2 separate regions of the Homo sapiens genome follow, and region 2 is linked to region 1. A link is a contact called in ENCODE Hi-C data. All regions are on one chromosome and are shown on one strand. Each heading gives the region's core, a stretch centred on a gene start or an enhancer-like site at or near the end of the contact. The rest is flanking DNA. Distances are from core to core; before and after follow the strand shown. Region 1 has its middle 47 kb from the start of GPR78. Region 2 overlaps SH3TC1 (SH3 domain and tetratricopeptide repeats 1).

What was found. A loop is a pair of places that touch in the nucleus more often than their neighbours do. Pooled maps may share reads with other maps.
Region 2: a loop to region 1 is called in a pooled map, with 5 times the contacts of the local background. The contact joins two enhancer-like sites. A Hi-C loop is called at or near these places in 3 of 37 single-sample maps with no recorded cell type and 2 of 50 pooled maps.

Annotation. Positions count from the first base shown.
Region 1 is chr4:8,530,394-8,537,233 of GRCh38, reverse strand. No RefSeq gene overlaps it. Among named protein-coding and RNA genes, the nearest start is that of GPR78, 47 kb to the left of the region's middle. RefSeq lists enhancers at 2,839-2,978, 3,059-3,198. Within about 2 kb of position 2,858, at least 11 of the 41 ENCODE cell types and tissues checked have a DNase peak (open chromatin) inside an H3K27ac peak, as active enhancers do.
Region 2 is chr4:8,227,466-8,229,965 of GRCh38, reverse strand. It overlaps SH3TC1 (SH3 domain and tetratricopeptide repeats 1), which reads right to left. Exons shown (of 18, transcript NM_018986.5): 12 at 1,322-2,500. Among named protein-coding and RNA genes, the nearest start is that of SH3TC1, 29 kb to the right of the region's middle. RefSeq lists a silencer at 514-573 and enhancers at 331-1,001, 1,094-1,353, 2,343-2,500. Within about 2 kb of position 1,250, at least 22 of the 41 ENCODE cell types and tissues checked have a DNase peak (open chromatin) inside an H3K27ac peak, as active enhancers do.

The DNA of each region.
Region 1 (6,840 bases), core at 1,609-4,108:
GTGGATGGTCAGTGTTCTGGAAGGATCTCCCGAGAGTCAGCAGAGCTGAGCTAAGGCCCCAGCTCCACCAGCACAAGCAGATCTCCCAGGCAGCTGTGCTGCCTCTGCGTCCCAGGAATACCTGTACTTTCCTGCCTCTCAGCCTTTGCTCAGGCTGGGCCTTCCACCAGACTGCCCTTCCTGTCTCCATCACTGGACCTTTCCTAGATATGAAACAGGTCCCGGCCAGAGGTGATGGCCCCTCCTCCCCTTCGTCCCCCAGTACTTGTGTGTGCCAGAAAGACCTGGATGGAGAAGGGGACTTGATCTTATAACATGGGGCCAGACAACTGATGTCCTTTCCTTGATCCTACAGCAAATCTGGGACAAAAATTCTATTACCCTCATTAATGAGAAAAGTGAGGTGCAGAGCATTTACCCCCCATGGCTCAGCAGGTGCCTGACTGAGGCAGCAAAGGATGGGTGCCGAGCCTGTCTGGCCCCTGCCCTGTCTGCCTTCCCTCAGTCAGTACCAGCCCTCGGTTTAGTTCCTGCCACTTCTTTATCCCACACGTGTTCAGTGGGAGCTGGTTCCTGGGGACTGTGCTGGATGTGGGGCACCCAGGGTGAGATAAGGCCAGCCTTGCTCCCATGCCTCCCTTGGAATGGTGTTGGAGGCCCATGCGTGAATAGGCACTCGCGTGCTGCCAACCCGAGGATAAGCCCCAGCCATAGTGGACAGTTGTGCTGGTTTCTAAAATCACCCCCTTCTCCCATGGGGTGTCCCATCGCCCAAGGACAGGGTGATGGTGACCCTGTCCTTGGCCCTGGTGCCATTTCTCTTGGCTCTGATTAGCCACTCTTTCCACGTTTCCATGCAGCCGTTCCAGGCACAACTACTGCATGCTCTGGGTTTGTGGGGGACACAGAAATGACTCCTTTCCTTTGTAGACTTTATTCCTTCACAGGCAACTGGAGGACTTGGGGGGCTACTTTCAGCTTGATGCCTACCCTCCCCGTAAGAACAGGGCCTATTTCCCTGGTTTACAGCTCTACCCTCAACAAGCCAAGCACAGGGCTTGCCCCAAAGAAGCTGCTTAACACACACTTGCAGAATAAATGGCTAAGAGTCGTGGTCTTTAGTCTCCAAGAGTGCATGGTCTAGAGGGATGACAAAATACAGACACATCCCTGGAAGAAGCAGCCGAGCCAGCTGGCATCACCCGCCAGGGCCTGCCAGGGCTGCTGCTGAATTGCTGGGACCTTGGTTTTGGCCAGCCATGGTCCTTTGGCTGGGGTCTGCAGTGGGGAGCTCAGTCAAGGGAGGAGAGAAAACCCAGGGGGCTTCCTGTAAGAGCTCTCTCGGGGGCCTTCCTGTAGGCCCAGAACCCTGGGCAAAATGAAAACACACAGCCTCCTGTTCAAAAAGCAGGAGGAAATCTTTATCCTTCCTTCAGAGTTATCTCTCTCTCTCTCTCTCTAAAGTTGTCATGGTGTTTTAATTTGCTATTTGATGTCACTCTCCCTTGGACATGGATGCTTACAGGGTGAGGACAGATGCAGACAGGAACTCAGGACCCTGCTGTGCAATTCAACATGCCAGGCACCTGATCCCAACTCTGACTTCCCTGCCCCTGAACCCAGGCCCCAGGGCAGAGGGCAGCAGTGATTGTCAGGTGAGGGCAGGAGGCATGGGACAAGTATCAACCTATAAACAGAGGCTTGGCAATAAAAAAGAGTCAAACTGTGTAAAATATGTGAAGGGATTTATTCTGAGCCAACTATGAGTGACCATGGCCAAAGGCACAGTCTCAGGAGGTCCTGAGAACAGGTGCCCGAGGCGGTTGGGTTACAGCTTGATTTTACATATTTTAGAAGGAGAGAAATTACAGGCAGAGACAAAAATCAATACACGTAAGGTGCACATTGGTTCAGCCTAGAAAGGTGGGACATCTTGAAGTAGGGGCTTCCAGCTTGATATGGTTTGGCTCTGTGTCCCCACCCAAATGTCATCTTGAATTGTAATCCCCATAATTAATTCCCATGTGTCTAAGGAGGGACCAGGTGGGAGGTGAATGGATCATGGGGATGGTTTCCCCCATGCTGTTCTCACGACAGTGAGGGAGTTCTCATAAGATCTGATGGTTTTATAAGTGTTTGACAGTTCCTCCTTCACACACCCTTCTCTCTCCTGCCGCCATGTGAAGAAGGCCCTTGCTTCCCCTTCACCTTTGACCATGATTGTAAGTTTCCTGAGGCTTCCCAAGCCATGTGGAGTTGTGAGCCAATTAAACGTCCTTCCTTTATAAATTACCCAGTCTTGAATATTTCTTTATAGCCGTGTGAAAACAGACAAATACACAGGTCATAGGTGGATTTAGAGATTTCCTGATGGCAAGTGGCTGACAGGGTTAAGCTCTGCCTGAAAAGTTGAAGTCAACAGAAGGAAATGTTTGTTGTTAAGAGAAGGGGGAATGTGGAAGCCAAGGTTCCTGTTATGTGTCAGACTCTCCTTAGTTAACTCTCTCCTGGATCAGGAAAAGACTGGAAAGGGAAAAGGATTCTCTACAGACTGTAGGTTTTCCCAGTAAGAGACAAATTTGCAGGGCCATTTCAACATAGGTACATTCTGGGGGTAAACTGCTTCGATCTCTTTCAGGGCCTGCTATCTGTCATGTGATGCTATACTAGAGTCAGGTTGGAATTTGGTATCTTATTGCTACAAGGAGTCTGTTTGGTCAGCCTCAGGATCTCTGTTTTCATGTTAATGCTGGTCAGTCATGTTGAAACTCCAAAGGGAGGGGGTATAATGAGGCGTGTCCAACCCACTTCTATCTTGGCCTGAACTAGTTTTTCAGGTTTACGTTGGAATTCCCCTGGCCAAGAGGAGGGACCATTCAGTCAGCTGGGGAGCTTAGAATTTTAGTTTCAGTTTACAGGCTCCAAGTCCCCAGCACATGCTCCACTCTCCCTTAGACTTTACACACAAGACACAGATTCAAAGATAAACTGCCAACTCCAGGGCACTAAACCCCAAGCCTAGGGCCCTGTTCGTCTATGGCCGAGCCAGCCCTGCCTCCTTCCACCCCTGCCTGAGGCCACTAGCCAGCTAAGGACCAAGCAAACCCATCCTGCTGTGGTGACGGGCTATGGCCTCCCAGAGGACACTTTGACTCCATGTCCCTGCGTCCTGGTATGGCTCCAGTGACTGTATATAAAAGGTGCTGTTGCCTTCATGAAGAGGGTGCGAGCTGTTTTCTTTTTTTGGCGTAGACACAGTCTGTCTATTTCACCTTCTAGTTCAGGTCTTCCACCCCTGCTGCTGTTGGTGTTCCTTTCTTATTTCCCTTTACCCTGGATCTTTCATTTAATTCTTTGAAAATATGCTATTGATGGGGCATGGTGGTGCACACCTGTAATCCCAGCACTTTGGGAGGCAGAGGCAAGTGGATCACTTGAGCCCAGGAGTTTGACACCAGCCTGGGAAACATAGTAAAATCCTGTCCCTACAAAACATACAAAAATTAGCCAAGCGTAGTGGTGCTCACCTGTAGTCCCAGCTGCTCAGGAGGCCAATGCGGGAGGATCACTTGAGCCCAGGATGTCAAGGCTGCAGTGATCCAAGATTGCACCACTGCACTCCAGCCTGGGTGACAGAGCAAAACCTTGTCTCAAAAAAAATAAAAAATAAAAATAAGAGAAGAGAAGAAAATCTGCTATTGGTGGTTTTTCTGTTGTTCAGACACTGGTTTATGCTCAGTGCTTCCAGGAATGACCCACCTGCCCCTCTCACTTTCATGTCTGCACCTGCCCTCCAGTTGTTTAAGGTTCTGCCTCTGGATTTTCACTTTTTATTCTTGTTCTTGCTTTCTCATGCTTTTTACATTCATGGAATCATTGATTTTTACCCAAAGTTTTGTGTGGTTATCTCCTTTTTTCAGTTTATCACTTTGATATGTAATTTCAAATTTATTTCAGCACATTGAGCTGATTTAACATTAACACACATTGAGCTGATTTAACATTAACACAACATTTCCCTTATTTTATTTTATTTTATTTTTTTTTTTGAGACAGGATCTCGCTACATTGCCCAGACTGGACTACAGTGGTATGACCTTGGTTCACTGCAACCTCGGCCTCCCGGGTTCAAGCAATTCTCCTGCCTCAGCCTCCTGAGTAGCTGGGATGACAGGCATGTGCCACCACGCCCAGCTAATTTTTTGTATTTTTAGTAGAGACAGGGTTTTGCCATGTTCCCCAGGCTGGTCTCGAACTCCTGACCTCAGGTGATCCACCGTCCTCAGCCCCCAAAATGCTGGGATTTCAGATGTGTGCCCCTGTGCCCAGACACTAAAATCTTTATTTCGATGTCTATTCCTGACAGATTACCTAAAAGATTAACTAAGGCTTACTTTACTTTTTTCTTCTTCCTTCCTTTTCATATTTTATTCTTTCTTTATAAATGTTTTTTGTAATGAATGGCCAGTGACTTGGTTGGAATAATATAACAAAAAATACCCCAAACTTCAGCAGCTTCATGTGATGAACATTTATCTCCCACCTCCCCTCACCCCCACCCCAGTGCTGATGTTCCTGGTGGTGGGGGCAGGGTGCTCTGCTCCACTCAGTCATTTAGGGATTCAGGTTGTGGGGACTCTGCCATCTTGGGGTGTGGCCCTAGGTCACACTGGATGATGTAAACTAAAAATTAAATGTTAAGCCCCTCAACTGACTGAATGGGCCTCTCCTCTCTGCCAAGAGAGGACAGGGCATTCCAAAGTTAACCTGAAAAACCAGTTCAGGCCGTGATGGGAAGCGGGGTCAGACATGCTTCATTTTACCCTCCCCCCTTTGGAATTCAGGCACAGCTGACCAGCATTAACATTAAAACAGAGGAGACCTTCAGACTTTTTGTAGCAACAAGGCATCAAATTCCAGCCGGACTCTAGTACAGCATCACACGACAGATAGCAGGCCCTGAAAGAAATTGAAGCGTTTTACCCCAAAATATATTTATTTGACATATTTTGAAATAGCCTTGCACCTCAGGTGATCCGTCCACGTTGGCCTCCTAAGATCCCAAAATGCTGGGATTACAGGCATGAGCCACTGCCCAGCCTAACAACATAAAATTTTAAATGTCCACCATGTAACCCATAATGATGTGGCCCAGGAAGTCCCAGGAAACCCTCAGCTCATGTGGAAAAGACAATCAACAGCCGCCAATACCTGGATGACCCGGATGTTGGAATTCGCTTATGAAAACTTTAAAGCAAGTGTTGCAGAAGTAATCCAAGAGGAAGAGGTGAACACTATTGAGTTCAGAGGAAAGATAGGAGATGTCAGCAAAGAAACAGAAGCTACAAAGAACCACATGAAAAATGCAGAACTTTCAAATGAAGTAATCAGAAATGTGAAAGCCCACTGTATGGGCTCAATAGTAGAACAAAAATGACACGGGAACGGGTGAGTGAACTTGAAGATAGACCAATGGGCCAGCCATGATGGTTCATGCCTGCAACCCCAATACGTCAAGAGGCTGAGGTGGGAGGATGCTTAAGGCCAGGAGTTTAAGACCAGCCTGGGAAACACAGCAAGACCCTATCTCTACAAAATAAAAATAAAAATAAAAATAAAAAAATTAGCCTGGTATAGTGGTGTATACCTGTAGACCCAGCTACTCTGGAAGCTGTGGCAGGAGAATCGCTTGATCCCAGAAGTTCCAGGCTGTAGTAAGCTATGATTGTGCCACTGTGCTCTAGCCTGGGCAACAGAGCAGGGCACTGTCCCTTTAAAAAAAAAAAAAGAAAAGAAAAGAAAGCTAAAGCAATACAATTATTCAACATGAACAGCAGTGAAGAAAATATTTAAAAATGAACACAAAATCCAATTGCCCTTCATTATTATTATTATTATTATTATTATTATTATTATTATTATTATTTGAGATAGAGTTTTGCTCTTGTTGCCCAAGCTGGAGTTCAATGGTGCAATCTCGGTTCACTGAAACCTCTGCCTACCAGGTTCAAGCAATTCTCCCATCTCAGCCTCCCAAGTAGCTGGGATTACAGGCGCACACCACCATGCCTGACTAATTTTTTGTATTTTCAGTAGAGACAGGGTTTCACCATGTTGGCCAGGCTGGTCTCAAACTCCTGATCTCAAGTGGTCCACCCACCTCAGCTTCCCAAAGTGCTGGGATTACAGGCGTAAGCCACCGCACCCAGCCACCAATGCCCATTCTTGATAAAAATTCTTAACAAACTAGGGATAGAAGGCAGCATCCCCAACCTGACAGAGTGTCTGCAAAACATCCACAACTAACTTGTACCCTATGGTGAAAGACTGGGTGCTCTCCCAGTGAGAGCAAGTAGAAAGCAAGGCACCCATTCTCAGTTTGGTTTACACTGACTAGAGGTCCTAGCAAGGGCAATTAGGCAAGAAAAATAATTAGAAGACATGCAGATTGTAAAGGGAGAAGTAAAACTCTCAATTTGGAGATGACACAAGCTTATATGTAGAAAATCCTATAAAAGCTACAAAAAATCGTATTAGAGCCAATAAACAGCTGAGCAATTTTGCAGGATGCAAGATCAATATATGAAGTCAGTAGGATTCCTGTACACAAGCAACACACAACCCAAAAGTGGAATTGAGAAAAAAATAGCATCAATACCATCAAAAAGAATAAAATACTCAATAAATTTAACCAAAGAAGTGCAAGACTTATTCGCTGAAAACTACAAAACATTGTTGAAAGAAATTAAAGGAGAGTTAAATAAATGGAAAGGTACTCTGTATTCATAGATTAGAAGACTAGACTTATTAGGATGCCCATACTCCTCAAACCAGCCTACA
Region 2 (2,500 bases), core at 1-2,500, 310 kb after region 1:
CTCGTCCCCTGGCCCCCGGTCTCCTCGACTGTTCAACGCGGGGTGGGGAGACAGGGAAGCATGATCCTCGTTCCCTGGCCTGCGTTTCCAAGTCTGAATCCCCCAGCACCCCGGGGAGGGCCTCGTAGGAGGTGCCACAGGCTATTGTGCCAGGACCCACCGGAGGCTGCTGTGGGGGCTGGGGTGCCGGGTTTCTGGAGGGTCTCCTTGCAGTCAGAGAATGGCCCTGGGGAAGAAGCCTGGGTCTGAACCCCCCCACTCCTCCTTGGGCAGATGGCTCCCCAGTGCCCTTAGGGAAAAGGCCAAGCCACAGCCTGAGGCCCCAGGCCCTGCTTAGCTCTCCAGCAGAGCTTCTCACCATCCAGCACCCAACCAACCCACGCCCAACTCTGCACCTCCCTGCATAGGCCCTGCTCACTCACCCCCACTTACACCCCACTCATCCCCGCTCACCCGCTCACACCCCCGCTCACTCACCCCCTGCTCACCCCCATCACACCCCCACTCACTCACCCCCTGCTCACTCACCCCCATCACACCCCCACTCACTCACCCCTACTCGCTCACCCCTGGGCCTTCACACAGGCTACACCACCAGCCCCTCACCCACCACGTATTACTTGACTAAATCTTCTCAACCCTCTGGCCCCAGACTAAAGAGGCTTCCCTAACCCGGGGCCAAGAGCTGCCCCGCCATCACACCACTCACCCTTTTGTGGCTTCTCTGGCCTGAAGCTCACTTTCCCATGCTCAGCCCCTGCCACCCAAGGACCCCACAAGCCCCATTTGTGGGTGGGACGTGGCACACTCTGCACAACGAGCTGCTTTTGCATAAACTTTTCTGCGGCTTTGGGTAACCACCCGCCCCTGCGTCCTCTGTGAAGTGGGATGACAGGTGCACAGGGCTGCCGAGATGTCAAGCAGATAACATGGGCACAAGCACCGGCGTTCAGGGCCTGGCTCATGGAGGGGCCCCAAGTCCCAGCTCAGCGGAGCCTGCCTCGCTTCCAGGGTTATGTCTAGGGTGACCCACCGCCCGTTGCCCAGACTTCAGGGATTCCCAGCATGCAGGACTTTCAGTGCTCAAGGCAGGATGGTCCCTGGGCAAACCGGGAGGAGCTGGCTCCCCCAGTAGGGCAGAGAGGGCCTGGCCCTGCGTGGGAACTGCCTGTCTCCAGGGCGCTTGCCAACATCTGCTGTTTGCCATGACTCAGCACTTTCGATGGTGGAAAAACCACCGCTTGTGTCTGAATCACAAACCCCAGGTGTGCCCTGACCCGAGTGGCCCCGGAAGGCACACAGAAGGAACTGGGGCACTCACTCTCCACGTGGCCCATCTCCACGGCGACCAGAAGGGCCCACTCGTAGTAGCCCTTGCCCTGCTGGGCCGGGCCCTGGCGGGTGCAGAGATGGCCCAGCTGCAGGAGCACGTGGGTGAAGTCCCGGCCACACTCCCCAAGGGGCAGCCTCGAGAACAGCCGCACGGCCTCCAGGAGGTAGTGCTGGGCCAGCCTGCTGGCACCCGCATGCAGGCACAGGGCCCCGAAGTTGGCCAGCCCCACTGCCTGGTTCCTTTGCTGGCCCAGGTCCCGAGCCACCCGCAGGGCGCGGTAGTAGCTCTCAGCTGCCTGCCTCGTCCGGCCCGTCCTCTTCAGAGCCACGGCCACCATGTTGGCAATCACGCCCTCCTGGTCCTCGCTGGCCACCACTGCATCCCGGACAGACTGCAGGATGTCCAGGGCCACCGGGCTCTGCCCATGAAGCACGTGCAGCCAGGCCAGGGCCACCAGGTGGTCCACGATGGCACGGACTCCGGCAATAGCACTGGCTTCCACTGCCTGCGTCATGAAGGTGATGGCCGGGCCGTGGCAGCCATGGTGGCTGTACAGCTGGGCCAAGCTGGTGTAGAGGGGGCCGCGCAGCGCCTGGCCTGTGCCCGGGGTCAGGGAGGCCAGCGCTTGCCTGAGGTAGTGGGAAGTTTGGGCAGGGAGGCTGTGGGGCTGGGGGGCGTTCTGGAGCACCAGGTTCACACTCCTCAGCGAGCCGGCCAGCGAGCCCCGTGTCCGCAATGAGGCCACCTTGACACAGCTCAGCACCAGGTGGGGCAGGCACTTGCGGCTGTAGATGTCAGCCAGGAGTAGGTAGCAGTCTGAGAGCCACGCGGCCTCTGGGGCTCCCGAGTCCCTGTGCAAAAGCAGCAGCCGCTCTAGGAAGGGCAGGGCCTCCTCGGGCTGCTTGAGGTGCACGTGGTGCCTGGCCAGCAGGAAGCAGGCCCGGGCCTCGGCCTGCAGGCTCTGGCCACCCACCGCCCGCCGCAGCGCCAGCTGCAGGAGCTCCCCCTCCGCCTCGGTGCTGCAGATGTGGTCAGGCGTCCCCAGGAGCAGGGCCATGGCTTTGGGCACCACCTGTGCACACTTCTCCCGGTTCTTCTGCTTCCGGTAAATGCTGGCCAGGTTGGCGTACACAGCCACCACTAGGAACAGGTCCCCGAAGCTGCCCT